Regions from separate parts of the Homo sapiens genome. Here region 2 is linked to region 1. Evidence: read pairs that join two places in POLR2A ChIA-PET (ENCODE). Cell type or tissue: MCF 10A. All regions are shown on one strand. Links, peaks and the distances in the headings refer to the core of each region. The heading gives the core; the rest is flanking DNA.

Evidence for each region. ChIA-PET counts read pairs that join two places held together with the same protein. Peaks named below come from ENCODE experiments on the same cell type or tissue, not always from the same donor. Only the 100,000 strongest peaks of a DNase experiment are listed, where the experiment ranks them.
Region 2: POLR2A ChIA-PET joins it to region 1 with 9 read pairs; 1 of 35 experiments calls an interaction of 5 or more read pairs at or near these places.

What each region holds. Positions count from the first base shown.
Region 1 is chr11:3,414,529-3,430,512 of GRCh38, forward strand. It overlaps the pseudogene FAM86GP and the pseudogene ENPP7P15. Among named protein-coding and RNA genes, the nearest start is that of ZNF195, 43 kb to the left of the region's middle. RefSeq lists silencers at 7,741-7,880, 7,911-8,050, 8,551-8,760, 13,028-13,228. In MCF 10A, for the core only: no CTCF peak of the experiment used is centred there; a DNase peak (open chromatin) is centred at 8,203.
Region 2 is chr11:3,114,656-3,130,639 of GRCh38, forward strand. It overlaps OSBPL5 (oxysterol binding protein like 5), which reads right to left. Exons shown (of 22, transcript NM_020896.4): 2 at 14,358-14,514; 3 at 11,818-11,900; 4 at 7,693-7,773; 5 at 7,342-7,443; 6 at 5,766-5,969; 7 at 4,892-4,976. The coding sequence starts at 14,493. Among named protein-coding and RNA genes, the nearest start is that of OSBPL5, 43 kb to the right of the region's middle. RefSeq lists an enhancer at 5,139-5,308 and a silencer at 9,784-10,078. In MCF 10A, for the core only: no CTCF peak of the experiment used is centred there; DNase peaks (open chromatin) are centred at 8,916, 9,916 and 12,066.

The sequences.
Region 1 (15,984 bases), core at 4,931-12,930:
CCCAGAAGTGGTTGTTTTCCTCCTGTGGTCTCTGAAAGACAGAGGCATGGCTCTGGGACAGAGCCATGTGGTGATGACTGTAATGGGAGTATGCCTGTCTCCAACAAGAGGGCTGTGGCTGGAAGGTCACCTTAAGAGGCACCCCTGTCCTTTGATGTCACCCTGGAGGCCCAGAGTAACTCTTCTGGAAGCCCCATCATGTCCATGCCCGACAGCGTCCATTGTTCCCTTTTCCCAGAGCCCAGAGCTGGGTAGAGCTGCAAGGACACCGCCTGCACAGAGTGCCCGGGGCTGGGCATTGCCTGCTGCAATGACAACATCTGGCTGGATGGCAGAGAGCTGATGGACCGTCGCGACGTCCCAGTCCAGCTGGGCCACTGTCACCCTGGGGCTGTCTAAGTTGGCAGAGATGTCTGCCTCTAATGAGAGGCCATTGAGAAGGACATTCCCTCGGAGCTTCTCGAGGACCTGGCTGTGACAGTCGCTGAAGATGTATGCCTGGAGGCGGCACATCTTGCAGATGGCCAGGCCTGTGAGGCTGGCGCCACTGCCAAGCTCTAGGACAGTCCTGGCGGGAGGAAAGGGGACCATGTCTGTAACTGCACCAGGGTGAGCCTGCCTCGGTGTCCTGCCGTGCGCCCCGAGGTCACCTATGAGAGAAGGCTGCCGGGTTCTCGATGGCCCATTCTGCCAGGTAGAGGGCAGCATCTCATGTGACCAGGCCTGTGATGCCATGGGAGATGATGGCTGTGCTCTCGGAGAGTGTGACTGAGCCTCCCGAGGGCTGCACCAAGAGAGGGCGAGAGAGTCAGTCCAGCAATCAGAAGGCAAGTGGCTTAGAAGACAAGTAGCCATCCACCACATGGCTGAATAAACCATGACAGGACCAATCGCCACTCAGCAATGAGAAGCAGCTAACTGTTGACATGCCAACAGCTTGCACGGGCCTCAAGGGTGTCACGTGGCATGAAAGACACTCATCTCAGGCCACACAGGATTCCATTCATCGAACATTCCTGAGACAACGGAATTCTGGTGATGGAGCACAGGTCAGTGGTGGCCAGGGGCCAGGTGTGGCTATGAAGGGGTGGCTGCCTTGTGATGATTCAATATGCTATGTTTTTCCTTTGTGGTTTTCTGTATCTATGTTTTATCTTATTTTCTTTTGAGCTCTGTCACCCAGGCTGGAGTCAGTGGCACAATCTTGGCTCACTGCAACCTCTGCCTCCTGGGTTCAAGCAATTCTCCTGCCTCAGCTGCCCAAGTAGGTGCAACTACAGGCATGTGCCACCATGTGTGGCTAATTTTTCCACTTTTTTTTGAGACAGAGTTTCCCTCTCGTTGCCCAGGCAGGAGTGCAATGGCGTGATCTTGGCTCACTACAACCTCCACCTCCTGGGTTCAAGAGATTCTCCTGCCTCAGCCTCCCGAGTAGCTGGGATTAGAGGCACCTACTACCACACCCGCTAATTTTTGTATTTTTAGTAAAGACAGAGTTTCACCATGTTGGCCAGGCTGGTCTCAAACTCCTGACCTCAGGTCATCCACCTGCCTCAGCCTCCCAAAGTGCTGGGATTACAGGCATGAGCCACCACGCCCGGCCTGATTTTTGTATTTTTAGTAGAGACAGGGTTTCACCATATTGGCCAGGCTGCTCTTGAACTCCTGACCTCGGATCCACCCACCTCAGCCTCCCAAAGTGCTGGGATTACAGGTGTGAACCACCACACCAGGACCTGTCAAGTATTCTTTGAGGACTGGACACCAGGTCCTTGTGAAGCAGGTAGAGTGTGTCACCTATTGGACAAATGCCCAACAACCCCATGAGACATGCTGTTGTTGTTGAAGTGCTTGATTTACAGACAGGGAAACTGAGGCTAAAGAAGGTTGACGGACCTCATGTCTAAGACTGCAGAATGGGTGAGTCAGGATTTGAACCCACACCCACGTTTTCACTTTGTGCAGGAAGGGTATCTGGGCTGTGAGGGGGAGGAGGGTGCCCTTCTCATACCAGCAAATAGCTCGGGTGGCCCTGGGTGGACTCCTTGGCCATCAGGGTCTCTGCCAGGTCCTCGTACAGCTTGTCCAAAAGCTCTGTGTGGACAGCCTCGTGCTGGGGTCAGACAGAGTGAGAGCTTGTTTGCTTTCGTTCTAATCTGTAAAAATGGTCAGATGATTTTCACCAAGTTTGGAGGGGAGATTTGGGATGGAATGGTGTAATACCAGCCAGCTGGCATGTAAAATATTCACTTCATTGGGCATGGTGGTGTGTGCCGAATAGTCCCAGCTACTCTAGAGGCTGACATGGGAGGACTGCTTGAGCCCAGGAGTTCGAGGACAGCCTGGGCAAGAGACCTTGTCTCTAAAAAAAAAATTCACTTGGTAGGGAAACCTGGATGGGAGGGCCTTCAACGAGAGGTGTTGAGAGGGTAGGGTTAGGTGTAGTCTAGGGCAGGAGACAAGGATTCCGTGAGAGCTGCCACATGACCATGACAGAGAGGAGGAAAACAAAAGGTGCTTTTAAGTGAGCCCAGGCAGAACTGTGAGGGCGGCCCATGCTGCAGGCTGTGGCTGTCAGCAGGCTGCTTCTCCATGGCTGGCCCCATCTTAAGATTCACAGGGCAGCAACAATATACACTGGGTGACTGCTGCCCTCTCCTGGTGGCACAGGGCAGACCTGCTGGTGACCACAGATGCACCCTTTTGGGGAGGATTAGGGAGAAAGCAGGTATTGGAGAAGCAGGGGATTGTTTACTTGCTAAAAGTGTGGCCCTTTCACTAAGATAGGTCTGCTACTGCCTACTGAGGAATGGCCTCTCGACATCCTTATGTCAAACCCTGCACTTTCGGGCCCATCTTTAAAATCCATCCTAGGCCAGGTGCGGTGGCTCATGCCTGTAATCCCAGCACATTGGGAGGCCGAGGCAGGTGGATCACCTGAGGTCAGGAGTTCGAGATCAGCCTGGCCAACATGGTGAAACTCTGTCTCTACCAAAAATACAAAAATTAGCCAGGCATGGTGGCATGTGCCTGTAGTCCCAGCTTCTTAGGAGGCTAGGCACGAGAGTTGCTTGAACCCAGGAGGCAGAGGTTTCAGGGAGCCGAGACTGTGCCACGGTAATCCAGCCTGGGCAACACAGTGAGACTCTGTCTCAAAAAAATAAGTAAAAAATAAAATCCATCCTGCATCAGTCAGGAAAGAGCTCATTCCAGCAGGATCAATGCAGAGAATTCACCAGAGGAACTAGTTCCAAAGGTATGGCAAGAGCTAAACCTTCCAACAGGGGCCCATGGGGCAACCCAGAGACAGACAAGAGCAGGAAACTCCAAACCCTTCGGCGGGCAGGACAGAGGGTGTGGGTGAGGGTTCCAGTGCTGTGGGCTGGACCAGCCTGGTAGGAATGAGAATCCATATGCTAGGAGCTGGGGCCCCAGAGAAGCAGCTGCTGTGGAAACCCCAGGAGGCAGAGTGAGGGAGAGACACTGGCCTCCCCTTCTTCCTGCCCTGCACTGTCTCCCATGGGTCACACGTGGCTGCAGCCAGTTGCCTGGGGAGGCCCCTGTCATGCTGCTGTTTGCAAAGCAGGCCCAGGGCCTGGGAAGGACAGGGGCTCCAGCACGCAGGTGGCTATGCTGTCTGGCTACTGGGCGGACACTCCCCATAACGGACCTTTTTGGTGAGTTCTGAGAGAAAGCACCGGGCATACTTGACTGACAGCCGGTGCTTCACACACACAGGATGCTTCACAGTCTACGGCAAAGGACAGAACGTTGGTTGCTCGAGAGCCCGTCTTAAGTCCCCTATGAGCTTCAAGCCAACACAGCAGAGGGCAAACTCCAGGCTACCCGATCCCTCAGCAAAGATGTAGATGGACACAGCGTTCTGGCCCCATGCATCTGAAGTTTGTCTTAAGATATAAACCGTTTCCTAAAAATGCTTCCACTGCAGTGGCACAGGCTATGGCAGCATTTCTAATGCCCATTCTGAGCAGGAACACAGGGCACGTGGGCCCAAACCACCTCCCTCCCAGGGGTGCCAGTGTGAACCAGGGTTTGCAGTAAGGACAGTCGCCAACTGTCTGGCTCTATGGAAGAGGCGGGAAGGCCCACTTGGCAACTGCTCTCTTGGAGTGTGTGTCCCTGGGGACAGGATGGAGGGGAGGGGACGCTCAGGGTGACACTCCAGCTAAAGTCGAGAGAAGCCGAGTGCAGGACGAGCAAGTTCCAGGCAGTGGCAACAGCTGGTGCAAGCTCTGAGGTGGCCGCGGCCTGGCACTTGGAACGGAGGGCAGAGGGACTGCTGCAGCAGGAGGGGGGCGGTGGGAAAACAGGAGCCTGGAGGGAGAGGGAGGAGACGGTCCGCAGTGCCTGCTGGCTGGGAGGGATGCAGATTCTGCCCAAGGGCAGCAAAGTACCCCACGCAATACACAGGCTCTTCAGGCTGGTGCTGGTTTTTCATTTTTTCTGACACACAGTCTCGCTCTGTTGCCCAGGCTGGAGTGCAGTGGCCCAATCTTGGCTCACCGCAGCCTCTGCCTCCTGGGTTCAAGCGATTCTCCTGCCTCAGCCTCCCAAGTAGCTGGGACTATAGGCGTGCACCACCATGCCCAGCTAATTTTTGTATTTTTAGTAGAGGTGGGTTTTTGCCATGTTGGCCAGGCCGGTCTTGAACTCCTGACCTTAGGGGATACGTCCACTTCAGCTTCCCAAAGTCCTGGGATTACAGGTGTGAGCCAGTGCACCCAGCCTTGTGCTGGGTTTTAAAGCAGCTATCCCTACATTTCATGCTTCACCACCTACGAGAGTGAGGCTCAGGGTGAAACTCAGAGCAGGGTGCGAGATAACTTCAGGTATCTCCATGCTCGAAGCCCTGACCTACTGCATTGCCCCGAAAGTCTTCCCTCCTGTGGCTGCATCTTTTCCACATGGATAATCTTGGTTCACCTCTAGCACAAGAATTCTTCACCGGGGCCCCTAGGATGGGCTGGCTGGGTGGAGGTGGAGGATGTCTGCCTCCAGAGTTTGTATGGAAAATGTATTCTTCTGGTGCACTTCTCTCTGGGAGGGAGTCTATTGCTTTGTCTTTTCAGAAGGGCTCATGGCCCTTCAAAGGTGAAGACCCAGGATGCAGGGTGATCTGCACTTGGCCCTCAAGGCCAAAGTCAGGCTGTGGCTGGGCGGGGTGGTGATCCTGCCTCTCACCTGCATGCAGATGCTCTTGAGTCCAAACCCCACCCTGGGCAAAGTAAGGGCCCATTTAGGTCTAGAAGAGACAGGAGTGGGCAGGACAGGTCTCATGAATGCAAAAAAGAAAGTCTCTGAGCATCTACCAAATGCTAGAAGCTGTTTTGCACCTGTCATCTCTGTTTTTGCTGTAGATGGTTTAAAAAACTTTCCCTAGATTCCCCCCTCTCATGCAGATTTTTGTATATTCTGATGTCTTTGTCTAAGTCTTAGATAGAAAATGAAAGAGCTGGAGCTGTCGGAGGTGCCGACACCCACCTGCAGTGCTGACTCAATGTTCAATGTTCTTTGAACAGGTGTGTTTTTAAAGGGTACAAGCACACCTGTGGTTCTTCTCTCAGGTCTTCCGGAGAGATTCAGGAGGCAGGGTCATGAGTCCCAGGGACTCTGGGATTCTTACAAATATCTGGGATTCTGCAAAATATCCCGCAGAAGCTCAGAATCTGATGAGTCTCTTAACTTTGCTTCTAAGCTCTGTGTGGAGGGGAGAGAGAGAAATCTCAAGGGCGCTTTCACAGGAACATTAAACACGCAATAGAATGTGTTGGCAAAGCGCTGTGTGATCTCTCCCTGGGGACGTGGAGCCAGTTGGAAGTGGAAGCCACAGCAGCTGAAAGCCTGACCTTCAGATGTCGCAGGGTGCACCTGGATGAGTCACAGGAAGAAGGCTAGAAGACTGACTCTTGGCCGCATTAGTCCTGGCTACTTAGAGGCCACCTGGGTCATGGGCCAGCTCCCTGGTTGCACTGGTCAGCCAGGATTGCACTGGTTACCAGGGCAGCCATGGCACCAAGGTTTGATGGGCTTGCCATCTAAGTGGAAATGCAGAATGTGCCCATACCAGCCTGGGTTACATTGTCCTTTTACAGGGGCCTCAAGCCCAGCAGCGAACTTTGGCTCCCGAATTAGGTAGACTGTCTCGGCTGGTATGTGACACAGGGCAAGGCACTTCATTGCTTCAGAGCTCCTTCCATTGCCGTAAAAGGCCCTACAAGACCTGGTCCTAATCCCTCTCTCTGGCCTGTTCTCCCTCACCCCTGGCCAACCCTGCTCACTCCACTCCAGCCACACTGGCTGCCTTGCTGTTGTTCCTCAACCACAGCTGGCTTGTTTCCACCACAGGACCTGTGCATATCCTGTTCCCCCAAGCCCTTCCCATGGCTGGCTGCTTCACCACTCAGGCCCCAGTTCAAATGCCACCTCTTTGGGGAAGGCTTCCCTGATTCCCCGACTTTGGTGACTCTTCTCCCCAGTTGCTCCATTCACCATTTCCCTGTTTTATTGGCTTTAAAGCCACTCTCATCTGGTCTTTTCTTGTTTCTTCATTTCTTTGTTTATTCTCTGGCTCTCCCATGCAAGCAGACCCTCATCTGTCACGGGTACTGCTGATCCATGGTGTCTGGCTCATAGAAGGCATTTATTAAACATTTTGAGACTGAATAAAAACACTATCTAACACTGACATGCATTTACCATGAGCCAGGCACTGATCCACAGGCTTTTGTACTCAACCCTGACAACAACCCTAAGAGGTAGGTATCATTCTATCCCCCATTTTATTAATAAGAAAACAACAGCACAGAGAGATGCAGTCACTTGCCCAAGGTCACACAGGGCCAGGGGTTGGGCCAGGTTTCGAAGCAGGCAGGCTGTCTCCTGGGTCTGAACTCTCAACTACTGCACCCTAATCAAACAATCCCTCTGGTCAAATGTGAGTGGTAATAATAGTACCCACCTCGTGGGTGTTGAGGGTGAGCCCAAGTTAGCATTCAGCGTGGGCATGTGAACAATTATAGTCAATATTGAATGGAGACCTATGATGCTTTTATGAAGGTTTCTATTTTGGGTTAAAAGTGCACAAATTTCTCCTGACCGGAAATGATCTCTGAGTGCAAATATTTCATATCAATGGAATAACGCAAATGATTAAGCAACACCCCATAAAATGGGGCAGACCCAGGGAGGAATATATATCCAAACTCACTCATCCCAGTGAGCTCACCGCACATGAATTACAAATGGGGCCGGGTGCATTAAGCCCCTCTACTGGCAGAAGGGAGGCTGCTGCCTGCCATGCGCCTGTGCTGAGAATGGCAGGTCCCCAGGGAGACGAGAGGCCACCCCCTTCTCTGTCTCTTCCATCACAGGCGTGAGAACCTCAGAGCATGAGCCGATTCTGTGCAGTGCTCGACATACAGACGAGAACACTGAGGCAGGAGAGACAGCCTGTGACCTGGTCACTGCGCTCAGGAGGACGTGGTTACCCGTGGTCCTGAGGGCGCTGACTTTTTAGAATGGGCGAGGGCAGCTCTGTCCCAGTGACCAGAACGGTTACTGTCTTTAAAAAGTCGTGAAAATGATCGTGAACTGTACCCCACAACGAGTGCGCGTCTGCCCCCCAAGACGGTGGAGAGGCCCCCAGCTTCTCCCGCCAGCTCGCGGGGCAGGAGGGGTGCGAGCAACTCTGGCCAGGCCCCAGGGACGGGGACCGGGTCGCGCGGACCTGACCGGCGGGAGCCCAGGCATTCACGTGGCGGGAGCGCTGGAGGCTTCAGCACGGAGACCCATCCCGTCTGCCCCTGGACTCCCGCGAGCCCCGCGGGCCTCTCCGCTCGCCCCGCCGCCCACCTGCCAGGGGAAGGAACGCAGTGCGCGCGCCGCCAGGAAGCGGCGCTCGAAACTCTGCAGCAAGAGTTCGGTCCCCGCGTTCTCCTCGGGCACCATGACGGGGGCGGGGCCGCAGCGTTGCCGGGAGACCGGGCGGAAGCCGAGCCTGGACTGAAAAGGGGGCGGGCCCAGGGCAGTGCGCGGGGGCAGAGAGGGGGCGGGGCCTGGGGGTAGGCTTAGGATGAGAGTCGTGGGAGCGGCTCTAGGGCGGGGCCAGGATGAGCGTTATGAGGCGGGGGCCTGGGGTGGGGCCAGAATGAGCGTCTTGAGGGCGAGGCCTGGGGTAGGGCCAGGAGAAGCGTCGTTGGGGCAGGTCCTGGGGAGAGTTCAGGTTGGCGTGTCCTGGGGCGGGGCCAGGACAGGGCGATCCTGGAAGCGGGGCTTCGGAAACATCCAGGTTGGAGACGTCCTGGAGGCGGGGCCTTGCGTGGGGGCAGGATAAGAGTCCTGGAGGCGGGCGTTAGGGTGGGGGTAAAGGACGATTGGGTTCAGGAGGCGAGACTCGGAGCAGAGCCCAGGAGACAGGTCCTAGGGCGGGGCTAAGGCCAGACCCGGAGAACGGCTCAGGAGGCGGGGCCAGGGCGGGGCGTTGACTATGTCGTAGCACGTGGCCAGGCGCTGCTCGGACTCTGGGAGGCGGAGCTTAGGACGGGCCTACGTGGGGAGGGGCCCAGGGTCCGGGAGGCGGGGCCGAGTCCGGGCTGCTGGCTGCGCTCAGGAGGCGGGCCCTGGGAGGCGGAGCTTAGGGAGGGGCCGGTGTCGGGAGGGACCCAGGGACTGGGAGGCGGGTCGGGGCTGGGCTCAGGGGCCGAGAGGGAGCTGGGCTTGGGGCGGGGCCGAGACGGAGCGAGGGGTCCAGGGTGTGAGAAACGGGGAGGGGTTTGAGGAGGGGATTGGAGCGTGGCTCAAGTTCGGGAGGCGTTACCTGCGGAGAGTTTGAGGCAGGCCCAGGAGCGAGCCCACGGTCTGCCGACGCGGAGCCAGGGACGGGCCCCAGGATCCGGAGCTTCAGGCGGGGCCGAGTCCGGGTTTGGGGCCCGGGAGTCGGGGCCGGTTAGGGCGAGGGTCCCCGGGATCGTCCGGTCAGGCCTTGGGCCAACGTAGGCACTCTCGCAGTTCCTCCGCCTTCAGGAAGGTCTTTTTGGCAGGGGCCTTATGGGTGCGCGCTTCGGTCCTGGAGGCGTTATCCTAGCCTCCTCTCCATCAGCGCCACCCGTCCGGGGCCCGATAGGAGGGAGTTTTCCCTCTGTCCCCCACCCTTTGGACTGTCACCAAACAAGCCATTCGTTCACCAAATACTTATTAAGCGCCTACCATGTGTCTGGCAAGGGAGATGTAACAGTGAGAAAAACTAGGTGTGGTCCAGGCCCTCCAGGGGCTCAGGGGCTCGTGGAAGAAGTGGACATTGAGGTACTTATCACACAAATAAGTATAAAAGTACAATAGCGATATCTGCCACGAAGGCGAGCAGACAGAGCTAGCGGGGCTTCCAGGAGGAGTTTTGATCTTGCAGGGACAGGAAGGAGGAGTTAGCTCCTGGGGGGCGGGATTGGGGGTGGTGGTGATATAGACGTGGGGGACAGAGTGGAAAACAACAAAAATATAATTATTTTAGTTCAAAGTTATTGTGTCTTGAGTTGAAAGGCTGGGCAGTTAGCAACACAGTTCAGATTTCAGTACTGCCCCTGAAATCTGAACTGTGTTCAAAGTCTAAAACGTTTACCTTAGCAAATCCCTCATAAAACTCCATTTGGAAGAGTCCCGAGAGCTAATTTGTTCAGTGTACTTGCAAAAGGTAGATGAGGAGACAGACAAAATCTTATTACCTCTTTCAGATGAGAGGCACTTGAGCCCTGCTCAGCTGCGAGAATAAGAGAGGGGAATTAATTCTATTTGAATACACGTGTTCTCTCACAGCTGTTGTTCCCCACCAGAACCAAATGAGCGCAAGATCTGACAAAGAAAAAAAAAAAAGGTTCATCTTTTATTCCCCCAAACACTTTCATTTAAATCAAGAGGGTGGGATGTGGTTATTGCTGTGTTTTTAGACAGAATCAACAGTTTCTGGGTCTGAGATATTGCATACACCCTCTCAGTCCCTGTATCCTGAGATGGAGTCACCTGAGAATCCACAGCATGTCCTAACCTGGGATGGGTCTGGGTGATTAAGGAAGGTTGGCTTTAGAACTGGGCCGGGGCACTGCTTTGCTTTTGCTGTTTTGATCAGCTCTCTGCCTGCAGGAGAGAAGGAAAACCAATGGGAACAGGTTAGTTACACTCATAAATCCTGGGCTTATTTTATTAACTCACATAATAGCTATTAATTGCCTTTCCTCCAAGGAGCAAAAGGGCATATACGGTCAATACTATAATAAGTACCACTGTATTATGTTATACTAAAATATTAATAAATCGAGGTTGGTTCAGTCTTTCCTGATTCCATAGATTGGAAGCGGATTGAGGAAAGACCCTAGCGGACCACAGAGCTGAGCCATGCACACAGAAGAAATCTTTTCTTCTTTTGTTTTTTTTTTTGAGACGGAGTTTCGCTCTCTTGTTGCCCAGGCTGGAGTGCAATAGCGCGATCTCTGCTCACTGCAACCTCCACCTCCCGGGTTCAAGCGATTCTCCTGCCTCAGTCTCCCGAGTAGCTGGGATTACAGGCGTGAGCCACCATGCCGGGCCATTTTTGTATTTTTAGTGGAGACAGGGTTTGAACACGTTGGCCAGGCTGGTCTCAAATTCCTGACCTCAGGTGATCTGCCCTCCTCTGCCTCCCAAAGTGCTGGGATTACAGGCATGAACCACCGCGCCCGGCCAGAAGAAATCTTTATCTTGGTGTGCGGGCTCCGATGAGGGACAAATGTCATCTATCTTGGATCTGAATCTGGAAGGATCAAGGCACTGAAGGGATTTTTTTGTTTCAGAGAGTCTCCCTCTGTTGCCAGGCTGGAGTGCAGTGGCATGATCTCGTCTCCTGCAACTTCTGCCTCCCAGGCTCAAGCGATTCTCCTGCCTCAACCTCCCGAGTAGCTGGGATTACAGGCACGCGTCACCACGCCTGGCTAATTTTTGGATTTTTAGTAGAGACAGGGTTTCACCATGTTGGCCACGAGTGTCTCTTGAACTCATGATCCATCTGCCTTGGCCTCCCAAAGGGCTGGGATTACAGGCGTGAGCCACCACGCCTGGCCTCACTGAAGGGATTTTTTAATGTCACGTGGCTCTCTCAGGTGCGGTGTGTTCGGGTGCAAGTGAAGATTAGGACTGATACTTAAAACCAAACGTAAAATTCCAGGTGGTGTTGCTATGGGGAGCAGCATTAGGACAATCTGAGTGGTTTCAGTTGCAAGACTGTGCGTGTACGTGCAAGAACTACAGTCAAGGTTCAACTTCTGGCTTTTAGGGTCTCTTTAATAACAGTAATAACAACCTAAGGCAGTTTAACGGTATGGAATGGTTGCCTTTTAGAAGTTAAGCTATGGGCATGGAAGTTCAATCAGTACATTGAAGTTTTTCCTTTATCTCTCCTATGGTTAATGGTTTCTGCAGAAAAGGACCTATTGATTTCTTTCTAAAACGTTGCTTCAGGGTGTAGAGACCTTTATAGGTCATGTTTCAACTTACAGAAAATTTTATAGTTCAAATATAAATTACATTCAATGTGGACTTTGTAATAGAATTGAAGGTCAAGTAAAGTTTCCACTTTTCTTAGGCTGTTTGCAGTGCCCAGCAGGCCCCATCATATCGAGATGGAAGTTATGTTAAAGGAGGAGATTGGTCAGGGAAGGGCAGAATAAGGAATATGGGCAGCTCAGGCTAATGATACAATGATTGAGGTGTAGAAAGAGGGCCAGGCACGGGATAACGCCTGTAATCTCAGTGCTTTGGGAGGCCAAGGCAAGAGGATCACTTGAGGTCAGGAGACCAGCCTGGTCAACAGAGTGAGACCTAATCTGTACAAAAAAAAAAAAAATTAGTTGGGGATGGTGGTGTGCACCTGTAGTCTCAGCCACTTGGAAGGCTGAGGTCAGGGGATCCCTTGAGCCCAGGAGTTTGAGGCTGCAGTGAGCTATAATCACATAACTGTACTCCAGCCTGGGTGATAGGGTGAGGCCCTGACTCAGAAAAAATTGATTCAGGGAAAAAATTGGAAATCTTAATCCTCCGTACCCAGGACTGTGACCTTATTAGGAAATAGGGTATTTGTAGATGTAATCAAGTAATGATGAGTCATACTGGATTGGGGTCTGCTGGTGAGAAAGCAGATGCAACGACAGGTGTCCTTATAAAAGGAGAGAATGAGGGCCGGGCGTGGTGGCTCATGCCTGTAATCTCAGCACAATTTGGGAGGGTGAGGTGGGCGGATCACTTGAGGTCAGGAGTTGGAGACCAGCCTGGCCAACACGGTGAAACTCCATCTCTACTAACAACACAAAATTAGCACTGCGTGGTGGCGGGAGCCTGTAATCCCAGCTACTCAGGAGGCTGAGATGGGAGAATCACTGGAACCTGGGAGGCGGGGGTTGCAGTGAGCCAAGATTGTGCCACTGCACTTCAGCCTGGGTGACAGAGGGAAACTCCATCTCAAAAAAATAAAATAATAGAGGAGAATGTCAGATAAAGACAGAGACACAGGGAGAAGGCAGCCATGTGATGAGGGAGGAGAGACTGGAGCGATGCATCTACAAGGAACACCAAGCATTGCCAGCGGCCACCAGAAGCCAGAAGAGGCAAGGAAGCATTCTCTCTTACATGTTTCAGAGGAAGTGAAGCCCGGCCGACACCTTGATTTTGGGCTTCTAGCATCCAGGCCTGCGAGACAATACATTTCTGTTGTTTTCAGCCACCTGCAGGGCCCTCGTTGTTGTTGTGTTTTTTTTTTTTTTTTTTTTTTTTTTTTTTTGGAGATGGAGTTTCACTCGTGTGTCCCAGGCCGGAGTACAATGGCGCGACCTCGGCTCTCTGCAACCTCCTCCTCCCAGGTTCAAGCTATTCTCCTGCCTCAGCCTCCTGAGTAGCTGGGATTACAGGCATGCACAACCTTGTCCAGCTAATTTTTGTATTTTTAGTAGAGATGGGGTTTCACCATGTTGGCCGGGCTGGTCTCAAAATCCTGACCTCAAGTGATCGCCTGCCTCAGCCTCCCAAAGTGCTGGGATTACAGGCAAGAGCCACCGTGCTCGGTCTTGTGGTTATTTTTCTAGACAAGATCCAGCTGTGTCATCCAGGCTGGAGTGCAGTGGTACAATCTCAGCTCCTGCAACCTCGACCTCCCTGGGCTCAGGTAATTTTCCCATCTCAGCCTACAAGTAGCTGGGACTACAGGCTTGGCTAATTTCTGTATTTTCTGTAGAGATGGGGTCTTGCTATGTGGCCCAGGCTGGTCTCAAACTCCTTGGGCTCAAGCCATCTGCCTGCCCTGGCCTCCCAAAGTGCTAGGATTACAGGCATGAGCCACTATCCCTGGCCACCCTTGTTAAAAAATAAAGAATTTCAAGATGGTGATGGCAGATTATTAAACCACAGTGGGGACTCCTCTGTGTCCCTGTGGGACTGTCCAGGTTCAAGCCCATGAAGCCGGCCCTGGCTGCTGGGTTCTTGGAGTGCTGGACCTCCCGTGGCATGTGGCAAGGAGTTGTCATGGGTTATCACGACATATGATGATCAACTACGGGAGACCCAAAGACCACTCTGTCCTTTTTCCGACGAAGGGCTGTGTATGTCACACTAGCAGCAAACAGAACCGCAAGAGCTCCAGTGACAATGCTGAGCCCGATCACTGTGCCTTGCAGAGCAGATGCCGTCTGTACCTCCCTCCTGTTAAGAAACCAGAGGGTTTTTAATTGCCTGATTATTAAGAGGCTGTTCTGGCTGCTCCTGGTTCCCTGGGAAGTTTTCCATCTAGCCGCCAGTGAGTATTCATTATGGAAATGAAGTGTACATTGAACCCAAGAAAATGCTCACTCTAGAGAAATCTCATAGGGCAAGTCGTTGAAAGCCGATTTACTAAATGACCTCTTCACCAAATGACCCATTTGCCTAATGACCACTTTGCCAAATGATCAATTTGCTGAAAGCCAATTCGCTGAAAATCTGTTTGTGGGATGTCCTGCTTATCAGTAACTGACAGTCAGACGCAGCTTATCCCAGGCTCCCAGTGGGATGTGGGACAGGGGAGGGGCTACAAAATAGTTGTAGCAAAACTCCAAAACTTAAAAAGCAGAAAAATCCTCCATAATTTGGTGAATTGGTCCTTCATTTAATTAGTTTTGTACAAAAGGGACTGCTTTCTTTATGTTCACAAGGAGATCATGGGCAGTGGCTTACAAGAAGAGAAAGGATGTATATCACCCCTGCCCTCCCCTCTTTTCCTTTTTTTTTTTTAAAGCAGGAATCGGAGTGCCGTAGTACAATCACAGCTCACTGCAGCCTCCAACTCCTGGGTTCCAGCGATCCTCCCGCCTCAGCCTCCCCAGTAGCTGGGACTACAGGCATGTGACACTACATCCAGCTAATTTATTGTAGAGACAGGGTCTCACTATGTTGCCCAGGCTGGTCTCAAGCTCCTGGCCCCAAGTGATCCTCCTACCTCGTCCTCCCAAAGTCCCAAGTATGAGCCACTGTGCCCAGCCCATTACTCCTTTTTGCATGTAATTGCTTTAAGCGTTCGTTAGATCACTGGACAGTATCCAAGTCTCTCCTGGCAAAAGGAAAGATAGCCAGTGTTTGTAAACAACCCACAAAAGAAGGCAATAGCAAATTCTGAGATGATTTTATTCTTCCTTTGTATTACCCAAATTGAAGGGGTTTGAAGTCTTGAGAATTTGCAGTCTCGTTTCAGACTCTCCCTTCTCCTTTTTTCAGCATCGAGGGAACAGCAGGGTTTTGCTCCTCCCCTATGAAGAGCTTTCTGTGCTATTGAAGGAGGGCTGATTTCCGTATCTGGAAGGGGCATCTTGGAGACAGACTATACACAGTGATTTCCTTAGGACCGGAAAGATTACAGCCCAACTTTCTCTATAGAGCACAGTCCCTTTGCCTAAAAGGCACTATGTCAAATGTTACCAGCAGGTCGAGGGATTCCCTACCTCCCGTGCTATCTGTATGGAGCTGTTGACATCTTGTTCCTGGGGCTCCAAAGCTGCTGGGAAACAGGATTGTTCTGCTTGAATTCCCTCCTCCCCACCATGAGACCCCTTTTTGATTCTTTTCTATGTCAGGACAGAGCAGACTCTGCTGACAGTTTTCTGGCAGCTGCTTTTGTGTCTCACCTGGCTGCTGGTCATAAGAGTTCATGAGCATTTCCTGGGTGACTGCCAGGGAGCCGTTGTGGGTTTGGGGGTGACTCCCAGGAGCTTACACACGAATGGGTAGATGTGGATGCTGTTAAAAGGATCGGCCAGGCGATTCCTCTTGAAATCTGGCCCGAAAGCTCTGAATATGATGTTCATGTCCATGAGGACATTATCAAAGCCATGGCTGCCTTTGCTGAAACACATTATAATTCTCTGAAAACTAATAACAATAAAAAAGCCATTTTAGATTCCAATCCGCTGAAAGAAAACTGTCCCTTTGTTAATGTCATGCTTGTTGGATCCATGAAGTCTTTGAGAATTTAAACTACAAGGACACTGCTCTCTGTGGTGGTGGAGAGAATACCAAGGATTTAAAGGTCTTTAAGAAAGAGAATGTAGAAAGTGTACCCATTGGAAACAGCAAGATGATGATAATCGTACTGACAGTAATAATAAGCTCAAATATATAGAGCTTACTATGTATCATGAATTGTTCTGAATGCTTCATAAATATACGTTCCCTCCTTTACCGTCATGGCAGCCCAGTAAAGGCGCCATTCCCCATTTTACAGCTGGGGAAACTGAGTTACAGAGCTTGACTGCACTGAGTCAACAGGAGCAAATGCTAGATCAGGTAATGGAACCCAAGCAATCTGGTTCCAGAGCCAAATAAGTGTATTTTTTATGGTATAAATACACATACATACATTTTTAGGGGAAAGGTGGGGGTAGGATGGGATGAGGATTCTGGGTAATTGCTTGGTAAATGCCAAAT
Region 2 (15,984 bases), core at 5,253-13,252, 300 kb before region 1:
TGGCGTGATCTTGGCTCACTGCAAGCTCCACCTCCTGGGTTCACGCCATTCTCCTGCCCCAGCCTCCTGAGTAGCTGGGACTACAGGCGCCCGCCACCACGCCTGGCTAATTTTTTTTTGTATTTTTAGTAGAGATGGGGTTTCACCATGTTAGCCAGGATGGTCTTGATCTCCTGACTTCGTGATCCTCCTGCCTCGGCCTCCCAAAAGTGCTGGGATTACAGGCATGAGCCACCGCACCTGGCCGACATTTTCTTAAGAGGTTGATTTACTCTTAATCAATTATAAGATATTTTAATTTTTTAATTTTAACCCAAAGTTCAACTTTCATTGCATCTTGCCAGTTTCAGTTTTCTCTTCCCTCTTAAAAGGAACAAAATAGTAACACTTCCCTTCAACTCATTTTCAGCTCATATAAGTTTTGTTTTCCTCCTCAGGTTCTGTTTTTTTGTGTGTGTGTGGCCTGATGCTAACAATGTTTTCTTAAAGAAAATGTTTTCTTCTAACATAATATTCTATACACTGCAGAAGGTATTTGCTTTTGCCTTTTGGTAAGTGGCCTAACAGATTTTATGTTTTATCAAAATAATTCCTATGCCATTATTATTAAGTTTGGTTTGCTTAGGAAAAACAGATATTAAAATTTTTTTTAAATCAAGGTTATTCCGTCCTTATATCTTCTTGTATGTGCTTTTAAAGTCCTTGCGACATTGAGTTACAGGGATTTGACTCATGGGTCTAAAAAGAACACCAAGTCCTGCTAAATTTTAAACACTGACAGCAATTAAAGCTTCATCTTCAGGCCCGGTAGAAGATGCCAATCAAAATAAACCACATTCCTGAGACACAGAAATTAAAGCTGTTCAACTCCTCAAGGCCCAGAGACTATCCCAGAAGAGATAGACATGTGAGATTGTAAGGGCTGACTTTGAGAGATAAAGTAAGTTCAGTTCCTCTATAAATTAATCATTAATGTCAAAGGCACACTGATGCAAGACTAGCATATGGGCCCCTGTGTCAGATTAACAAGGTTTTCTTGAAACAATAACTGACTCCTTAATAAAGGTTATAAAGGCTTATGGAAGTTATATCTTATGATCAAGATGAAAATTTTATAGATTGGAATTTTGGAAAACAATTTAATTGGCTTCATGATGTTATTAGGGCTTATTGTTTGGAAAACTAAGTCTCCTGTCTCAAAGAATGAAGGCTTTTGCCTTTTTTTTTTTTTTAAATCCTTGAGGTATCACTTTGTTCAAATGAGTGAATTATTTTACAATGACTTGTAATCCTACTTTGTAATATCAAGTGTTTTAAACCTTTAAAATTTGACAAACTTTCCAAAATCAAATTATAAATTATGTCTTTTTCTAACCTAATCCTTGAAGATATTATTAATAGGTTCCCTAAAGTCCAAAAATGACATATTTGGCTTATTTGGTATAAAAAATTATACAGGAAGCAGTGTCAAATATAAAATGGTATTTGGTCTTCTTTGGGCTATATTTGTACAAATATGTTACTGGTATGTGTTCCAAAATTATAGGAAACTCCTATAATTCTGATATGACCTAATATACATTATCAGTAATGATTATAATTGTTATGTTAAATTATTTTGTGCCACAGAGGTAACAATTTCCTTGTCAATTGTGTCTTTGAGTATGGCTGCCCTAAAACTTTTTATCATCCACAAGCAATCATTGTCTTGTTTTGGTCCTCTTTAGAAGGTGGTTTTATAATCAGCTGTAAAACTCTAACAGGTGCTCTTGAATGCTGGTTTCTGATAACTTTAGAGACTGTGACATCAGAATAGAGGAAAAACTTTCAGGGTTCATGGAGAGCTGAAATGTTCATAAATTTGAAGCAGAACAGGAATTAACTGCATGGACTAAACTAATAGAAGTGTGAAGTAATTGCCAGGTGTGGTGGCTCACGCCTGTAATCCCAGCACTTTGGGAGGCCATGGTGGGCGGATCACTTGAGGTCAGGAGTTCGAGACCAGCCTGGCCAACATGGTGAAACCCCATCTCTACTAAAAGTACAAAAATTAGCTGGGTGTGGTGGCGGATGCCTATAATCCCAGCTACTTGGGAGGCTGAGGCAGGAGAATTGCTTGAACCCAGGAGGTGGAGGTTGCAGTGAGCCGAGATGGCGCCACTGCACTCCAGTCTGGGCAACAGAGTGAGACTCCATCACAAAAAAAAAAAAAAAAAAGAAGTGTGAAGTAATCTTTTTGACTTTTTGCTTAAAACATTGTGGATCCTTTCTTTTGTTTTTCAGAGTCAAGAAAACTTTAAGCTATTTACAGCTTTTAACAATTGAGTATACTCCTGTGAACAAAATTTGGAGCATATTTGTTTCTCTCTACCTAATTTTTACAGAATTTGAAAACTATCTGTGAGTATTCGTAACTTATGACAATACAGTTATTTGCATAAGTGCAGTAAGAATCTGTTTTCATTTGTAACAGGACACAATCGGAGAAATTGGTTATTTTACCAAGGCTTTGCCTGGAATGATGTGCTTTCCTTTAAGGACTCAAACTTGACTTATGGAACCAATGAAAGCCCCTTGGAAAAACTGGCCTCATACCTCATCTACACAGTCCCTGTACAGGGTTCCTGACCTGTGGTAAGTAAAGAATGTCACTTTCTGACAGGCCCAGGAGCTCCAAATTTATCTTGGAACCTCAAGAAGATAATAATTCGCCCAACTTATAGGTGTTTAATGGTACAAGTCCATGACTGGGCTCAGCTTTAAAAAAGTCTTATCTGAGATTCTTTCTATGGAACAAAGTTCCATCAAAGACAATTTAAAAGCCTATGTAAAAACTAATTACTCTTGCTGCACTGTATATAAATAATTAGTCCAAGTATAATAAAGCAAACCAGTCCTACCATAATTTGTCCTTAGTTAAAATGGGAAACTGGAGAGAAAAAATTATGTTTCAAAAACTATAGTACAGCTGTTGTTAGATTCTACTCTTCCCTAATGTTTTTCAATTTTTGTTATTTTCTGCACTTTGGATGAAATCCTAATTTTTGTTGGCTATAGGTCTTCAAAATAATGTTTTCAATTTTTTTCCTTCATTTTTTTCCCATTTTTCCTAATTTGGAGTCGCTGAAGACTAAGCTGTGCTTTCTTAAAGCCCTGCAAACTGAAACTAGACAACTTAAACTTCAGAAGAAAATAACAGCAACCTACTTACATACATAAGCCACTTTCTTGCCTGCCTACTGATGTATGGACTTCAGAGTAATGTGGCCTATACCAATTTCCCAGGATTGTTCTTTTGTTTGTTGTTGTTTTTCTGCCTTCCTCCTACTATTTTCTCTTCATAGGACATGAGACTTCACAGCCTTCTGAAAATGAGCTTTCCTAATAACTTGGGACCTACCTGTGTAGGAATAAACCATCCTAGCCATGAGAGATCAGGTGGAACCTGAGACCAGAGACTCGTTTTCTTCTAAAATGCTTTCTCCAAAAGATTTTTAAAAAGGGGGGAAATGTGAAAGGAAAATATCTTGGGCTCCCAAAATCACGAAGCTAAAGGGAAAAGTCAAGCTGGGCACTGCTAGGGGCCAACCTGCCCCCCCATTCTATTCCAAGTCACCCCTCTGCTCACTGAGATAAATGCAGATCTGATTGTCTCCTTTGGAGAGGCTCATCAGAAACTCAAAGGAATGCAACCATTTGTCTCTAATCTACCTATGACCTGGAAGCCCCCTCCCGGCTTTGATTGTCCCGCCTTTCCAGACCGAACCAATGTTCATCTTGCATGTGTTGACTGATGTCTCATATCTCCCTAAAATGTATAAAACCAAACTGTGCTCGGACCACCTTGGGCACAAGTCATCAGAACCTCCTGAGGCTGTGTCACAGGCACGGCCTCAACCTTGGCAAAATAAACTATTTTTTTTTTTTTTTTTTTGAGATGGAGTCTCCCTCTGTCACCCAGGCTGGAGTGCAGTGGTGTGATCTTGGCTCACTGCAAACTCTGCCTCCTGGGTTCAAGGGATTCTCTTGCCTCAGCCTCCTGAGTAGTTGGGATCACGGGCACCCACCACCATGCCCAGCTAATTTTGTATTTTTAGTAGAGACAGGGTTTCGCCATGTTGATCAGGCTGGTCAAACTCCTGACCTCAGGTGATCCACCTGCCTCAGCCTCCCAAAGTGCTGGGATTACAGGTGTGAGCCACTGCACCCGGCCTGGCAAAATAAACTTTCTAAATTAACTGAGACCTGTCTCAGATGTTTGGGGTTCACACTGGCATGTGGTTGGAGCTCAGTAATTGTTATATGGGTGCTTTTATAAGGTCACTGGGTTCTCATAACATTGGGGTGACAGGTGGTTTTTTTTTTTTCTTTAAGACGGACTTTTGCTCTTGTCACCCAGGCTGGAGTGCAATGGCACCATCTTGGATTGCTGCAACTTCCATCTCCCGGGTTCAAGCAATCCTCCTGTCTCAGTCTCCCGAGTAGCTGGGATTACAGGCGCCTGCCACCACGCCTGGCTAATTTTTGTATTTTTTAGTAGAGTCGGGGTTTCACCATGTTGGCCAGGCTGGTCCTGAACTCCTGACCTCAAGTAATCTACCCGCCTTGGCTTGCCAAAGTGCTGGGATTACAGGTGTGAGCCACCACGCCTGGCCTTTGACAGGTGGTATTTTAATGTCACATTTTACTCATGGGAAAACTGAGGCTAGGCATGGGGGCTCTGTGAGTGTAGGCCTGACTCCGAGCCGGGCTCATCCTGGCCAGACTTCAGGCTGCCCCCAGACAGTAGAAGGGACTGAACTGGGGCCACCTGTACCTGGGCTACAACCTCAAAAGGGGGCCCACTTCAGGTGGGGGCACTGGGGAGATGCGCAAGCTGGCAGGGACTCACCATCTGACTCGGAGGCGGCCCTGAAGATCAGGTAGCTGCTGGGCAGGGGCTGTGTGATGGAGCCCACGCTCTCACCTTTGGGGCCCTGGAGAGAGAGAGATCTGGGTGTCACCCGAGGCAACACCCAGGGCCAGCTGCACAGATAGGTCAGGCAGAACCATGCGGATCCACACCTGGGACCACCTGGACACCCCCAGGGCCACAGGGCCACCAGGTGGGGCCAGGCACCTGGCCAGGTAGACACTTGGCTGCAGAGAGGCGGGTAGGTGGGGGAGCTCTGTCCCCTTTCTTAGCTGGCAGCTCTGCCCTCAGCTTTCCAGCTCTGAGCCTCCTGACTTGGGCTGTCCAGAATCAGCAAAGGCACATCCAGGATGCCCAATGATGTTCGAATCCCAGAGAAACCATGAGTAGCTTTTTGGTGTAAGTATTTCCCATACATGACTGGGGTCATACTAGCATGAAAGAACTCTGATGTTTCTCTGAAATCCAAATGTAACCAGGTGTTCAGGGTTTCTCTGGTTTCCCACCCGTTAGAGCTGGCAGGGCAGCCCCGGGTTAGGAGGGGTGAGGGCTGGGCGCTGTTCCTCGGCCACCCCTGGGGAGCAGCCACTGTTGTCCCTCCTGGACAGCAGCTGGGTGAGGGGCTGGGGTGACCTTGATGCCACCTCCTTGCAGCCTACTGTGTGCTTCACATGGAGCACCAGTGGCCATATCTGATCCCCTGGCCGCATGTGGGGCTCAGAGAAGGTGAGACACCTGCTCAAGGCCCCAAGGGGGCCATTCAGCTGGTTGGCTCCACCCTCCACCAGGGCCCTAGGAATGAGCCCCTTGGCCCTACGGGGCCTCTGTCTTCAACCCCACCCCTCCGCAGCACCTTCACGGCCCAGACGGACTGATCCAGCGGGTGGAAGAGCTTGAAGCAGAAGCCGTCCTTCTTGGAGGGCCGCTCGATGAGCTCGCAGCAGTGCAGCAGCACCGTGCCCACCCACTGGCCCACCTTGGGCGTCTTGTAGATGAGCAGCACCCCCGGCTTCAGCACGCACCACAGCTTGGTCCAGCTCTTCAGGGTGCCGCGGATCTGCAGGGAGGATGCTGGCGTCGATGCCCACCCTCTGGGGCCGCCATCCCTGGGGCATCTTGATGGCTTGGCGGGGAGCCAGGCACAGACCAGGGTGGGCTGCCGAGGGGCCCTTCCCCTCCCTCACTCCCCCACACCAGTTCGGAACTCACCCCTTCCTCACCCTCACTCCCTGGGGTGATGTCCTGTGTCTATCGTGTACCCGAGCAGGGGCCAAGCCACGGCAAGCGGTGCCCCAGGACTCAGAGTGGAACTCAGGGCAGGGTCCTTGTTCAGTTTTTAAAAGGAGCCCATATGTTATGGTGAATGCAAAGAAATACGTGGCAGCAGGGACAGATTTACTTGTGAGGGTCACGTGGGTCAAGTTCAAGGTCAAGGGCCTCAGGGAGGAACCAGCAATGAGTGGTGTGACTTGTAACTGGCAGCTTTGTAGATTCTTTTTTTTTTTTTTTTTGAGACAGAGTCTCTGTTGCCCAGGCTGGAGGTGCAGTGGTGCTATCTTGGCTCGCTGCAAACTCTGCCTCCCAGGTTCAAGCGATTCTCCTGCCTCAGCCGCCCGAGTAGCTGGGATTACAGGCGCCCGCCACCATGCCTGGCTAATTTCTGTATTTTTAGTAGAGACGGGGTTTTGCCATTTTGGACAGGCTGGTCTCAAACTCCTGACCTCAGGTGATCCACCCGCCTTAGCCTCCCAAAGTGTTGGGATTACAGGTGTGAGCCACTGCACCCGGCCTGGCAGCTCTGTAAATTCTGAAAGTAGTTGTCTTCTTTTCTCATTCTAAATACTCACTTTTGCACCTAACTTTTGATTCATCATTTTGGTATGCGGGTAGAAGGAGCCTACATGGGCCTGGGCTCTGCAGACACCAGGGCTGGGCACACTTATCTGGTATGCGTTGCCCAGCAGCCTCGGAGTTGGGCAGTTTTACCTCCACTGTACACAAGGGGAAATGGAGGCTCAGAGGCGAGTGAATGGCCACGGTCTCCGTGAGGTCTGAACACAGGACACCCGGCCCTGATGTGGGGTCCTCTCCCAGAAGCCAGAGCAATGTCTCCCTCCCCAGCGCCCTCCGCCCACTGGCCAGGCCCCACCTTATTCGGAAATGGGGTCTTTGCAGACATAATCAGGTGAAGATGGGGCTACACTGGAGTAAGGTGGCCCTAATTCCTACCACTGGTGTCCTTATAAAAAGGGGGAGAGACAGGTGGATAAGGAAAGGCCTCATGAGGAAGGAGCAGAGGCTGCAGTGATAACGGCTAGATGCAGGGAAGTGAATTTCCATCGTTTCAGGCCACCTGGTTTATGGTCCTTTGTTATGGCAGCAGCACGCTGACCCGTGTCCTGGGTGGCCGGAGGCCGGGCATCACCTACCTTCAGGCTGTCAGCCATGATGACCACGCTGGGGTCTGTCAGAGCGCTGAGCAGCTGCCGTGTGGCGCGCTTCTTCTCCTGCCGGTAGTTCTCCTTCTGCGCCTGGGCCCGGGGCACCCGCGGTGGGTCATGGGAGAAGGCACCGAGCTGCCCCAGCTCCTCCCACCGTCCAGCCCAGGGATGGGTCCAGGGGCAGGGGCAGGAGAGGAAGTAGGAGGAAGTAGGGGGTGTGGAGGCGACCAGGTGCGGTTTGTCCCCTCCTTTTGACAGGTGGGGAGGGTGACCTCCCTGGCTCAGGTGGCCGTCGGTCTGACAGTGACACTGCTGCACCCTCCCCGGGCCCGGGCTCACCTTGAGAGTCTCCTTCTTGGTGACCCTGGCGGTGGGGGACACACATTCCTTGTCTGACCCGTTGCACAGCCTGTACTCTGCCTGAAAGAGAGAGGTGGGTATGCGGGACAGGGCACAGGGGCCGGCCCAGGGCTAGGAGCCCAGGTTGGCCTGATGCCAAGGATATGAGGGCAGAAGTCAGAGAAGGGCGCTCCACTCGTTTCCCGCCTGGCACCCTCCATCCCCCCCACCAGCACTTCCGGGGCTGCCATGGGGGGATGGAAGAACAAGGGTGGCTGACGAGAGACCCTCCATGGGCACACGCCAGTGACAGGAGGGGACCCATCCTCCCCGGGGCACATGCTGGGATGGGGCAGGGTGGTCAGGAAGGAGGGAAATGTGGGGACATCAGGGTTCAGGGCTGACTTCCTACGGGTCTGACTGAGCCCTGAGGGACAGCCGTCTTTGAGGGGACACCTGGGAGGCCGCTGAGGAAAGCAGTCAGGGTGCCAGAGGGTGGAGTTCGCAGAAGAGGAGCTCGGCGGCGGCCATGAGATGGTGGCAACAAGCACTCACGCTGGGTCTCTGGGGACCAGCCCTGCATCCACCCAAAAGAACAGCTTCCCTGCCTTGTCTTCCCCCTACGGTACCCAGCATGGCTGCTCCTTGGCCATTGCATGTGCCCAGCTCTGGGCAGGGCCAATGTACTGGTGGGGGGTGTGCAGTGGGGGTGCCCACCCCATCCCCTGGGAGCCGTGGGCAGAGGTCACTGTCCAGGTCCGAACCTGACCCCAGCATGTGGCTGACTGCACGGGCCCAGGGCGGCAGTCCCAATATCTTGGAGGCAGAAGGGGGCCACGGTTCTTCTACAGATGGGGAACCTGAGGCAGGGTAGGGGGCGAGTTGGGACACAGAACCAGGTCTAAAGCCTGCAGGCTGGGGACAGCAAGCTACGACCCGAATCCTGCCTGCTGCCTCCTTCCGCGTGGTCTGCAAGCTAAGAACAGCTTCCACAGTTTTAATCAGTTGAAAAAAAATCACAAGAATAATTTGTGAGATGTGAAAATTATATGAAATTCAAATGAGGAGTCCATAAATAAGGTTTTCTTGGCACATGGCCAGGCGATCCGGCAGGCGTTGTCTGTGGCTGTTCTCGTGCTTGGATGGCTGTGCTGAGTACCTGGAACGGAGCCTGCGCCGCGGCGGGGCCTAAATGCCGTCTGGCCTTTTCCAGAGAAAGCGTGCCCGCCCTGCCCTGCTCTGGCTGGGCGTCTGCGGGTGCTCAGCACTTTCCAGCGGAGCCTCTAGGGCGAGGAAAGCCTCCCTCAGGCCTTCTCCTGGCTAGAAGCCCTGGGCGCTGGGGACTGCCCCCACCCCAATCATGATGGTGCTAAGTACAGAGCTAAAGCCTTGTCTGCTGGGGCACCAGGTCCTGTTCGGGTGCTGCCTGTATTCATCCCCCTCATTCTCCAGCCATGCATAAGGTGGGGCCGGTTATTGTCCCTATTTTATTTCTGTGCCTGGGAAATCAAGGCACAGAGAGGTGGAGAGCTAGCAAGGGGCAGGGCATGGAACCGTTCCACGGACTGGCGGTCCTGGCAGCACTGGGCACCAGGCTTGGCCTTAGGCACTGAGGTTAGAAAGTAAAGATGCCAGTGTCCTGCTCTTTCAGGGAGAGGCAGACCAGCCACCAGCACGCAGAGGCGGGAGGAGCCAGGGGTCAGGTGAGCGCTGCGGTTCTGCGTTCTGTGCATGGATGTAAGCACGTTAGATCCCACAGCTCAGGTCATCGTTGTTATTCTCAGCATTGTACAGAGGAAGAGCCTACGCACAGAGAGGTTCAGAAACCTGCCCAAGGTCACACAGCTAATAAGGAGCTGAGCTGGGACTGAACCCAGGCAGTGTTGCTCCATTGTGGCACTTTCTTAGCCAAGTAAGAGCATTCAGGATCACAAGAAGAAAACGGCACAAGATGGGGTGCCTGGGGGGCTCTGACTTGGAAGCAGTCTTTGGGCTGACGATGAGTGATAAGGAGGAGGCAGATCTGAGTGACGAGGCATATGCTGGACCCTGGCCAGTTGACAGGCCTCCAGGGACCCAGGCTGGCAGAGAAGGTGTCCTAAGTTGCCCTCCTGGGAGTCCCCTGAGCCAGGATCTTGTTCATGATGCCCTTAGTTACCTTGGCACATGGTGTTCCCAGCCTGGAATGCTTTTCCCTGTGGCTGGGTAGCCCCTGCTCCTTTCTTTCTCAGGCTCCCTGAGCTGCTTCCCCAGAAGCAGGACAGCTCATATCCCTGCTGGCACAGGTCCTGGTGACACACACCACCCTTGGCCCGCCCAGGACTTTTGCAATACAACCACGCAGCCGTTTCTGTGGTGAACTGATGATTGTCTGTGGCTTCCACCAGGGGAGGGTTCTACCCTACTGCCCATTCACACCGGCAGCTGGGGGCTTAGCAAGCATCTCGAATGAATGAATGGATGAATGGATGGATGGATGGATGGATGGATGGACGCATGAACCTGCTGCCAATTCCCCTCTGCCCAGCTTCCCACTAGATGCAGCTGAATGGGGCTGTGTGTATTTGAGGCAACAGGGGAAGAGAGAGGCAAGACCGCATGGCATGGGATGGAGCACTTGCAACCCCTGCTCCCCAACTGGGCAGGACCCTTGGGTCTGGTCACTGCAGCCCCTGCAGCCCCAGCACTGCAGAGAGTGCCTGCCCACTCCTCCCTCCTGCAGGCCAGGTGGGTACCCCGTCCAGGCATGCCAGGTCCTCTGCTCACTCCTCAGTGCTACTGTGCATCAGTGACAGTGCCATAAGGAGGCACCTGAGAGATGAGAAGTGCTGCTCAGAACTGTGAACTTCAGGCTGACCAGAACTTTGCAACCTATGAAAATTCCTTAAAAATATAATTTAGAACCACCTACGGAATGGGAGGAAGTAGTCGCAAATCATGTATCGGATAAGGACCTAGTATCCAAAATGCATAAAGAACTCTTGCAGCTCAGCAACAAAAAGGCAAACAACCCATTCCAAAAATGGACAAATAACTGGAATAGACATTTCTCCAAACAGGACATACAAATGGCTAATGGGTGCACGAAGATGTTCAATGTTATCCGTCATTAGAGATGCAAACTGAAGCCGCAGTGAGATGCTACTTCATACCCGCTAGGATAGCTATAAAAATAACACAAAAAAGAACAAATCACGCCTGTAATCCCAGCACTTTGGGAGGCCGAGGCGGGTGGATCATGAGGTCAGGAGATCAAGGCCATCCTGGCTAACACGGTGAAACCCGTCTCTACTAAAAATACAAAAAAATTGGCCGGGCGTGGTGGCGGGCGCCTGTAGTCCCAGCTACTCGGGAGGCTGAGGCAGGGGCATGGTGTGAACCCGGGAGGCGGAGCTTGCAGTGAGCCGAGATCGCGCCACTGCACTCCAGCCTGGGTGACAGAGCGAGACTCCGTCTCAAAAAAAAAAAAAAAAAAATACAAAAAATTGGCCGGCCGTGGTGGCGGGCACCTGTAGTCCCAGCTCCTCGGGAGGCTGAGGCAGGAGAATGGCGTGAACTTGGGAGGCGGAGCTTGCAGTGAGCTGAGATTGTGCCACTGCACTCCAGCCTGGGTGACAGAGGGAGACTCCATTTCAAAGAAAAAGGAAAAAAGAAAACAACAAATCAGAAAATAGCAAGCGTTGGTGAGGATGTGAGGAACTGGAGCCCTTGTGCACTGTGGGTGGCCATGTAAGATGGTGCAGCCGCTGGGAAAGGAGTTTGGCAGTTCCTCCAAAAGTTAAACAGACAATTTTGAGAGTTCTATATTATCCTGGAATTACCATGTGACCTAGCAATTCCAATTACTCTAGGTTTATACCTGAGAGAACTGAAAACTGATAGTCAAATACACGTGCACACATGTTCACGGAAGCATTTTTCATGACAGCTATATGGTGAAAACAGCCCAAATATCCACCAGCAGCCCTCCCGGAGCAGCACAGTCTAGGATTGGGAGCTGTTTCCCCCGAACAGGCTGGAATGGCAGGCTCAGCTGGACGCCCTGCTGTCCTTTTCCCCAGCCGTTTCCTGCTGTCCCCAGAGCCAGGCTCTGGCTCATGGATCCTCCTATACCCAGGCTCTTACCGGTGGCACCTTCGTGGCAGAGCTTGGGGTCGGGGGCCCTTCATCCCTGGGCAGCGACGGGCCGTTGGGCTCCATGTCCTTCCCTGCAAGAGAGCAGTGGGAGTGAGGACCCAGGCATGGTGGCGTGGCCAGGCTTCTCAGGCCGCTGCCTGGTGTGAGGCAGGCGAAGCGTGGGTGCGGATGACCTGGGAGGGGCAGGAAGTCAGCCGGAGGTGGTGGCAGGAACAGGACACTGCCTGAGAGGTGTAATAAACGCCAGCAAGCGTCACTGTGGGAGGAGTGTGCCAGGAGAACTGGCAGGGCCTCCAGGACCTACAGGGAGGAAGCTGGGACAGGAGCTGGTAGGAACCGGCATCCTGGGCCTGCTGTAGTGTGCAATTGGGGGTCTGTGAAGGCCAGAGTCCCCAGTTTTCAGAAAAAGAATGTGACATCCAGTCTCAAAGACACATGGCAGGTTTGGGGCCCCTGGACTGTGCATCCCCCTGGCTGGATGCTGCCGGCCCCTGCGTGCTGGGCTCTTGCTGGGAGGTGGTCAGCCCTGTCTGCCATCCCACCCTGGCAGGCTGGGTAAGGAGGGAGAGGCAAAGGAGGGAGACCTGAGGTGTCTGCGTTTGCTCCTTTGGGAAATGGCCTCCCCTCCCCCGGCTCTGTTTGCTTTGGTGCCAGTTTCCCAAGGTACGATTTCTGGACAGGAGGAAGGAGGGGATGGCTGCAGGGGAAGCCTGAGGTCTGCCCAGCAGGGCCGCTCCCGCTGCTTCCTGTGGCTGGTGGGCGAGGGTTGACTGCCCCGGTCCCTGACACTGAGACTCGGAGGGGCTGGGGGCTGGAGTGAACCCCATCCTGCCAAGGCCACAGGCGACAGGCCAGCAACAGGCTGGGTGCGTGGACAGACGCCACAGACCAGCTGGAAGGCCTGGGGTCTATAGCCGTCCTTCCCTGACAGCCCTGGGCAGGGACTGGATGGGGACGAAGAACGGAAAAGCCAGGACGGTGGCCTGAGGAAGTGGTTCTGTCCAAAGGTCCTGGACCGTGGCCACTCACAGTCACAGAACATCGCTGACCCTGGCCGGCAGTGGCTGCTCCCCCACCTGGGAGCCTCTGCTTCCCCATCTGCAGAGTGCTACGCCCCTGACCCGGAGTGCTGGGGGGAGGCTAGCAGGAGCGCTCTTCCCTCTGGCACTTTCTCATATAGTTCTAGGGGCTTGGCCTGTGGCCGCCAGCAAACTACTTTCCATGTGGATGCTGCCTCCTGGCCGGGAGGACTCAAAGGCTGGGGCCCTTGGACCACTCAAAGGGATAGGGTGCAGGTGCCCTGGGCAGGGGGAAGTCAGCACTGGTCCTTCTCCTCACAGCCTGTCCACACCCACCCCACTCCCTTGGCCTGGGACCTACCGCCTCCATTCCTCGGAAAAGGCCCTTCCCAGCACGTCTTCTGCACCGCCTGGGCCAGTTGCTAGTTGGTCCGAGTCCCTCTGAAACTGACCAGCAGCTGGGACCCAGCCCTTCCCCTCCCCACCCCTGACTCTGCAAGTGCTTCTAAGCCTCCGGCCAGGGTGAACGTGACAGCAGAGAATAAAAGGTGTAGGATTTACCTTGCCGGGTGTCGAGTGCCCCTGCCTGCCATAGCACCTTCAGCAAGGCCACCTCTACGCTGGGACTCCGTTTTTCCATCTATTGGATGGGACTTTGGCTGCGACCACACGCCCCTCGAGCCTGGGTGGTGGATCCGCCCAATGCTCTCCCACTCCCCCCAGGGCAGATGAGATGACCATGGCCAGGCAGGGCTGGGGCTCCCACTTCCTCAGCCCCAAAGCAGGCAGTGGGAGGAGAGGGGGCAGAGCTGGGGAGAGGTCCCCCAGGCAGGTGCCTGCCCCTACCTCCTACTCTCAGGGGAACAGGGGAGGAAGGGCTGGGTTTTCTGGGGGACAGCAGTCACAGCTCAGCCTTGGCTGGGGCAGGGGTTGTGCATAGTTAGGTGCCAGGGAGGGGCCTGGAGAGTGGCAGCATTGGCGGGCAGAGGTTCTGAGTCTGTGTGCTGGGTGCTTTATCTACAATTGCACGAAGGCAGGCCTGGTTCCAGCTGTCCCCTCTCAGAGCCCAGGACCCATGTATAGCTGGGAGTAGGTACTAATATTGTCCCATTTTATAGATCAGTCAACTGAGGCCTAGAGAGGTCAAGTAGCTGGCCTGGGGTTACCCTGCCAGGACTGGGGCTCAGGCCACCTGTCCCTGGAGCCTGCACTCCATAACTCCCAAAGCCTGGGCTGACTTTGGGATGACTGCACTCCATAACTCCCAAAGCCTGGGCTGTGGGAACCCCCTCCTCAACCAGATGGGCTTCACCTGGCCCCGCAGGTCAAGCCAAGAAGCCGTATTACCTGGCACTCTACCAAGCTACAAACCGTTTGATCATGAAACCCACACAGTCCCCAGCATGGAAGCTGTGGACCTCAAGGGGCACAGAGGGGTTGGGCCGCCCGGGGTCACCCCACCGGGCCCAAGCTGAGGGCCAGGTTGCCCTGCCCACGGCCGGCACTTACCTGGGCTGAGTGGGTAGAGCTCATTGTCTCCGCTGAGGAGCAAGTTCCGGGTGAGCTTCCGGGGGTCGACTTTCTGAGGGGTGGAGGAAGGTGGACACAGGGAGAAGCGGCGCCGGAGGAAGGCCTCCTCCTTCATGCTGTGGGCGCTCGGGGGCTTCTGGAAGGAAGGAAGGAGGGGCAGCAGGAGGTCACCGCCCCGGAAGGGGCTTCAGAGCCACATGGTGGGGGTGCCCCTGGCTAAGAAGTCCCCCTCTCAGGGGACTTCTGAGGCAGGGTGAGGAGGGCCTGGGCCCTGGGAGCCTGGTGGTGGGTGGTCAGCCAGGACAGCCCAGCTCAGGCGAATGGCTTTGGCTGGTGCCAGCCCTTTCCACGCCGGGCAGTAGGGCTGGACGGAGCCCTGGTCAGAGAGGCTCATCACCACCCTCGGAAGATGTCCTTCTCAGAACCCCCACCCCAGGTTCTGTGAGACCCTGGCTGCAGCCAGGCAGACCCACGTGTAGACACAGGTTTTCCCTCCCGCATTTCCCTCCCACGTGACAGCACTTTGTGGTGGGGAGGGGTCTAGAGCTTCCATGGAGAAGATGCACGGGGGTGAGACCAGGTGGCCGCTGAGCACCAGGGAGTGGCTGGCACGGTGTTGGGCAGTCCGGGAGCCTGGCCTGCCATCCATCTAAGGGTCCCAGGAGCGCCTCGCCTCTGGTTAAGCCCGCCTGAAGCTTGGGTGCCCCAACAGTTTCAGTTGCACCCACATGCACCCCAGCAAGAGAGGGAGCTCTGGGCGCTCACAGCCAGGCACACCTGCGTCCACGCCCAGCCCAAGACGTTGCATTCCCAGTGGGAGCTTCCTTGCTGCTTCACAAAAGAGGGAGGCCCCACAGCCAGGCCCTGACACCCACCTGCCTCGCTCTCCCAGCCCCGCCCACTGGCAGACCTGCCTTTCCCCTGTGGGTTCAGAAGCGAGTTTCTTGTTTCCTCCCCTGGAAGGAGAGAGGACAACAGGCGGTCCCCTCTGTCCTGCTCCCCACCAGCCCTACACCTAGTAGTGCTGGGCCAAGCAGAGGGTAACTGATTGCAGTCACGCCTTTGCAGGCACTTGAAGTTGACGGCGCCAGATCCACTGAGGTCTCAGCCCATTTTACAGATGAGAAAATCATGGCTCAGGGAGTGGAAGGCCTCGACCTGTAATCGTGACCTGACAAGGGTTGGCAGAGCATCCCCTCCAGCTTCTCATCTTGTGTCCACTTCCCAAGGGCGAGCTCCTTAAAAACTACTGGTCAATTTTCCTCCTTTCCCAATTTTCTGGGGCTGCTTCCTGCTGCCTCAGGGCAGGCCAGTGGCATCCTGCCAAGCCCGGGACAAAGGCCTCGATTTCTCCCATGGTCCTGGGCTTTGCTGGGGGGGGCCTCAGACACACAGAGACTTTCCTGCTGTGGCTTCAGGAGTGGGCTGGGGGCCCAGGGTGTCTGTGGTCCTGGGGGCTTCTGTCCACCACCCCAGAGCCCCCTCTGTGCCCCCAGTCCTGAAGTCAGAGTGGGGAGGGGCTCCAAGGATGCAGCCAGGCTGGGCCAGCCCCTCCCTCACCTGGCCCCTGGCTCGGCTCATGACCTTGGCCATCTTACACACAGGG